Regions from separate parts of the Homo sapiens genome. Here region 1 is linked to region 2. A link is a loop called in an ENCODE intact Hi-C map of the cell type or tissue named here. Cell type or tissue: CD14-positive monocyte. All regions are shown on one strand. Each heading gives the region's core, and the rest is flanking DNA. Links, peaks and the distances in the headings are about the cores only. Region 1 has its middle 25 kb from the start of ARRDC4. Region 2 overlaps LINC02251 (long intergenic non-protein coding RNA 2251).

Region 1 (2,919 bases), core at 212-2,711, 70 kb before region 2:
TTAGGGCTGCCTTGAAGACCTCTGACATTCCCTGGAGACATTTTGGCCATTGTCTGGGTTATTAACATTTGGCTCCTTGTTACTTATGCAAATTTCTGCAGCCAGCTTGAATTCCTCCTTAGAAAATGGGTTTTTCTTTTCTATCACATTGATAGGCTGCAAATTTTCCAAACTTTTATGCTCTGTGACCTCTTGAATGCTTTGCTGCTTAGAAATTTCTTCTCCCAGATACCCAAAATCATCTCTCTCAAGTTAAACGTTCCACAGATCTCTAGGGCAGAGGCAAAATGCCACTAGTCTCTTTGCTAAAGCATACCAAGAATGACCTTTACTCCAGTTCCCAACAAGTTCCTCATCTCCATCTGAGACCACCTCAGCATAGACTCCATTTTCTATATAACTATCAGCATTTTGTCAAAGCCATTCAACAAGCTCTAGGAAGTTCCGAACTTTCCCACATTTTTCTATCTTCTTCTAAGCCCTCCAAACTGTTCCAACCTCTGCCTGTTACCCAGTTCCAAAGTCGCTTCCACATTTTCAGATATCTTTATAGCAACACCCCACAACCTTGGTACCAATGTACTGTATTAGTCCATTCTCAAACTGCTATGAAGAAATACCTGAGACTGGGTAATTTATTTTAAAAAAAGTCTTAATTGAGTCACATTCTGCATTGCTGGGGAGACCTCAGGAAACTTACAATCATGGCAAAGGAGAAGGCAAAGGAGAAGCAGGCACCTTCTTCACAGGGCGGCAGGATGGAGTGACTGCAAGCAGGAGAAATGCCAGACACTCATAAAACCATTAGATGTCGTGAAGGCCAGGCACGGTGGCTCAAGCCTGTAATCTCAGCACTTTGGGAGGCAGAGGCAGGTGGATCGCCTGAGGTCGGGAGTTTGAGAACAGCCTGGCCAACATGGTGAAACCCCGTCTCTACTAAAAATACAAAAATTAGCTGGGTGTGGTGGCAGGTGCCTGTAATCCCAGCTACTCGGGAGGCTGAGCCAGGAGAATTGCTTGAACCTGGGAGGTGGAGATTGCAGTGAGCCAAGATTTCACCACTGCATTCCTGCCTGGGTGACAGAGTGAGACTGCCTCAAAAAAAAAAAAAAAAAAAAAAGCCATCAGATGTCATGAAACTCACTCTCTATCACAAGAAAAGCACGGGGGAAACTGCCCCCATGATCCAATCACTTCCCACCGGGTCCCTCCGACAACATGTGGGGATTATGGGAACTACAATTCAAGATGAGATTTGGGTGGGGACACAGCCAAACTGTATCATTAGAAAGTTATAAGATTAAAAGGTAATCACAATAAATGCAAAAGGATTAATATGACCTTTTAAAAAGTAAACAATCCTCTCCAATTAAGCAAAATTTAAAACTAAATGCTATGGTATTCAAGAAAAGCACTAAAACAAAAGAGGCTTAACACTTGAAAATAAAGAATAGATGAAGATATGCTAGAATATGACCCATAAAAGGCAAAATCAATATCAGACTATGTCAGAAAGCAAGAGATGTGTTTTATCTAGGGTCTAAGTAGGAAAACAGAAATTACTGCAAGTATTTTTAATAGAGGAAATTTAATGCAGAGAACTATTTACAGATATGGAGAAACTGACTTAACAAAAACAGTAAAGGATGAGGTGATGTTAAGCTAGAGAGACAAAAGAATAAAGCATGTCTCTGGTGTCCAGGGGTGACAGGGTCACTGGAATTACTGTAGGCCTATAGTTGGGAGGCAGTTATAAGGATGCAACCCAGACAGAAGGATGAAAGGAAGGAGGAATAAGTACCCTGAGTTTTCCACTCCTCCCACTATTAATCCCTTTCACAAGTCCCCCGCACTGACCCATCTGAAAGCCAGCTGACAAGGGAGCCCAGAATCCTGAAAAACACAACATGCACATGTCACCCTCCCCACACTACAGTGCAGAACAGAGGTGGACAAGGAATGAATATGGAACAAACAGGCCAACAACAGACAAAGAAAATTGAAAAGGAATGCATTTAATATTGATAAATGGCATGACCGCCAATATCATATAATAATCATGAATCTCTTTGCACTAAACAATATAGCTCTAAAAATTATAAAGTGAGAACCAATAATGGACAAGTAGGAAGGAATTTTGGGGGACAGAAACATTTAATACAAACTTCCAATGTAAACCCCTCTTCCATGCCCCCATGCCCGTATAGAATTGTAAGTCTAATGTTCATCAGTATTTTTGTGTGACTCCTCTCTTTGAGGGGAAACCCCCAAAATATTGAACTTCACATTGGGTCAATATAGAAAAGTAGAGAGGTATTAGGTAAAGTCATGAGACCTAGAGCAGGAAGACACATAAAAGAGTGGGTCCAAAGAATTAAAAAGAATCCTGGAAAGGTTTGAGGCTTCCATAAGTCATAGAATGATATACTCAAGGCTATGTAGATTGCACAGTGTGTGTGTGTCTGCACATTTGCATGCATACATGGTTCTAAAAGCAAGGTAAAAATCAATTGAAGGATTCAGAGCAAACTCCTAACAGAGGTTACCTTATGGAAGCAGTAGAAATGGATGTGTGACATCAGTCAGTGAACAGTTTGATGATAGACATGTAATAGATATTTTAAAGAATTTAATATGAAAATGTATTAACTAAGTATAAGGTTGTTAACTAGGTACTTGAGGGCGAACAAAGAGAATTGTAAGGTATTAGAGAGGAGCAACTTGCAGGAAACAGCTCAGAGATTGGGCCTCATGGGCCTGGGACCCAGACATTTAGGAGGAAAAGCTGGCAGATAGTGATTTTGAGGATGCCACAAAGTTTGTTTTGCACACATCAGAAAAAAAAAAAGCAAACTAATCAACTGCTACTTCTGGAGTGGAAAAAGGAACCAGACACAAAATCCAGAGGAGTGAAAATGA
Region 2 (2,919 bases), core at 323-2,822:
AGCTTCCTGGAGAGTATCATGTCTGAATTCATACCTGAAAGATGAGTAAGACCTGGCCTGATGATGACAGGTAAAGAGGAGAATCCCAGGAGGAGGCAGGATTGTAAATAAAGGCGTGGAAACCTAGAGCCCTAGAGCGTATGGGGAACTGCCAGCAACTTGATCTTATAGGAGCACAGTACGTGAGGTGGACAGATAAAGAGTCTGTGGAGTCAATAGATGGATCAGAGCATGGGGAGGAGTGTGCAGAGTTGCAATTTAGGGTATTGGTGAGACTGAATTGTGGCAGTTAAGAAGACCAACTGGAAGGCATAGGAGCTTTCTGGGTGACAAAGGTAGCAAACGTGCTCAGGTTCACCTGGATACAATGGAGCATTAGACTGCAAGAATTGATGCCTCAGTTTGGATGTTCCTGGAACAAGGGATCAAGTGCACAATTATCCCCACTGCCTTGGGGAAGAAACTCCGTGAGAGGCATGATGCATGACATCCTCTAAGCTATAATTGTACAGACTCCAGACACCTCAATTACTCACCCACAAAGACTGGTTCAACTACTGTGTGGGAGAGAACTGCCTGATCACAGGGTCTATTGCAAATTAGCCAACAGAGGCATCGTTCCCATTTAGAACAGGCAGAGAGGAAGGCTCACTTTAAGCCAAGGGGAAAGGCTGACATAGAGAGGGGATTAATGGTATCTCATAAACATAACAATATCTCCATGATGTGAGAAGGAGTCAAAGAACTCCTCAGTAAGGCGATTCCCCGTTGCCTAAAGCATCCCTCTGGAAAGCCTCAAATATTAATAGAATATTTCTCCTCTCTTTCTCTGTGAGTCCACTCTCCTCTCCATTTGAGATGCCTGAGTATTGGCCCTGATGCCTGAAGAGTGATACATACCACTAGCTGATGCAGGGACATTACTCTGAGCCCTTCTTTTCACCTGCTTTTTCTTTATGTTTCTGGAATGATTCTGGAATCCCCTGTAGCTTCTCTCTTAATCCCCCAGGAAATACTGACCTTATCTCTCAGTCTCTATTTTTACTATTTAGTCAAAAAGAGGCCAGCTTTTCTTCTTTTTTTTTCTTTTTCCAAATTTATTCCAGTGGAAAATGAACATGTAACAAGGGATAAGTGTTTATAGTCATGTAAACCAAGTCCATAGGACACAAGAAAAACGCCAGTGTTTGGTCATGTTGCTAAAGAAATAATGACACCAATACAAAGAGGTGTCTAAAACACCCGTCTTTCATCCAGGTAAAACAACAACCCCAATCATCGATTGTCTACCTGAACAAAAAAGTTACTGATTCATTAGTATAGTTCAGTCAGTTTGTGCGATACATACACGGCCTAACCCTCTCTACTGGCCTTTGTCTTGTGATTCCTTAATGACATTCAACAGAAGACCAAGTGGCTTTGACTACGCGAGACTCTGAGCACCTTCAGAGAGGGAGACAGTCCCAGAGATTAAGGCCATGACAGAGTCAATGGGTGTGGGGGAAGCCAAATTAGTCACTGATAGTTTTGCTGTGTCCCCACCCAAATCTCAAATTGTAGCTCCCATAATTCCACTGTGTTGTGGGAGTGACCAGGTGGGAGGTAATCGAATCATGGGGGCAGGTCTTTCCTGTGCTGTTCTCCTGAGTGAATAAGTCTCAGGAGATCTGATGGTTTTATAAAGGGGAGTTCCCCCGCACGTGCACTTCTTGCCTGCTGCCATGTAAGATATGCCTTTGCTTCTCCTTTGCCTTCTGCCATGATTGTGAGGCCTCCCCAGCAATGTGAAACTGTGAGTCCATTAAACCTCTTGCCTTTATAAATTACCCAGTCTCTGGTATGTCTTTATTAGCAGCATGAGAACAGACTAATATAGGCATCAAGAATGCCAACACTTAGAATCCTTCAGGGAGCCTCATGTCATCATGGCAAAGTTGCCATTTTCTGCTTGCCAGCCCCATCCCTACTCAAGCTTCACTGTCCGTCATTTGAGTGACAATATTAGAGCCTTGTAAGGAAGTGCCAGGCATTTTCTAGTCACGGAATCTTGAATTCACGGCCTTGCAGTTTTAAAAATCAGTGTAGAGTTTGAAAAGTCAATCACATTACTTTTCTGGGGGACAACCAATATCTTCTTGTGGCTGTGTCAAGCGTGAAAGAAGCTGAGCATACGTGGCACCGTGAGATACCACAGCCGTGAGAATAATTGCACCTGTGTTCTGGGCTCCTGCACTTGTCAAACACCACCCAGAGGTTTATATTTATTAGCTTGTTTGACCCTCATCACAGCCCGGCAACAATTATACTATTATATTCTGCACTTTATAGACCGGGAAACCGAGTTACAGAAAAGTTGAGAAACATGCTAAGCCTACACCTTAGTCAGTGCTGGAGCAGGGATTCAAAACCCTACAGTCATGCTCTCAACCAGCCCTGGTTTATCTGCTGCCTCTGCCATTCTCCAGGTGTCACCTTGAGAAATGTTCATCGTTTCAAGCCTCTATTTCCTCACTGACATCACCAGATAATTAAATTTCCCTCATTGATCAATTGTTAGGATTGGAGGGGATTATACATGCTTGGGCACAGGGGGCACCCCCCATATTGACCACTCAATACGTTGCCTGTTTCTATCACTGTCTCCAGCTGGCCTTTCCAGAGCACCCAGGCACATCATGGTTAAGGTGAATCACAGTGATGAACCGTCCTGACTCCACGCAGCTGGGTCACAGTGCCTGCTGTCAGTGGGGTTTGGTCCTGTGACTTCCAATCCCAGCATGAGTATGAAACCACTAGGCTCTTCCTCTCTACTGGCCCAGCTTAGGGGTCACACCAGCCTCTAGCGATGTCTTAGTGTCAATGGGGGATGCTGCCTGTCCTTTTAAGGGGCTTCTTTAAAAAACCTGAAAAAATTTGGGA

What was found. A loop is a pair of places that touch in the nucleus more often than their neighbours do. Peaks named below come from ENCODE experiments on the same cell type or tissue, not always from the same donor. Only the 100,000 strongest peaks of a DNase experiment are listed, where the experiment ranks them.
Region 1: a loop joins it to region 2, with 2.0 times the contacts of the local background. A loop is called at or near these places in 4 of 110 quality-filtered maps.

The regions. Positions count from the first base shown.
Region 1 is chr15:97,933,845-97,936,763 of GRCh38, forward strand. No RefSeq gene overlaps it. Among named protein-coding and RNA genes, the nearest start is that of ARRDC4, 25 kb to the right of the region's middle. In CD14-positive monocyte, for the core only: no CTCF peak of the experiment used is centred there; no DNase peak of the experiment used is centred there.
Region 2 is chr15:98,003,655-98,006,573 of GRCh38, forward strand. All of the region lies in intron 1 of LINC02251 (long intergenic non-protein coding RNA 2251), which reads left to right. The region is part of intron 1 of LOC105371009 (a long non-coding RNA gene); the gene reads right to left. Among named protein-coding and RNA genes, the nearest start is that of LINC02251, 2.1 kb to the left of the region's middle. RefSeq lists an enhancer at 413-914. In CD14-positive monocyte, for the core only: no CTCF peak of the experiment used is centred there; no DNase peak of the experiment used is centred there.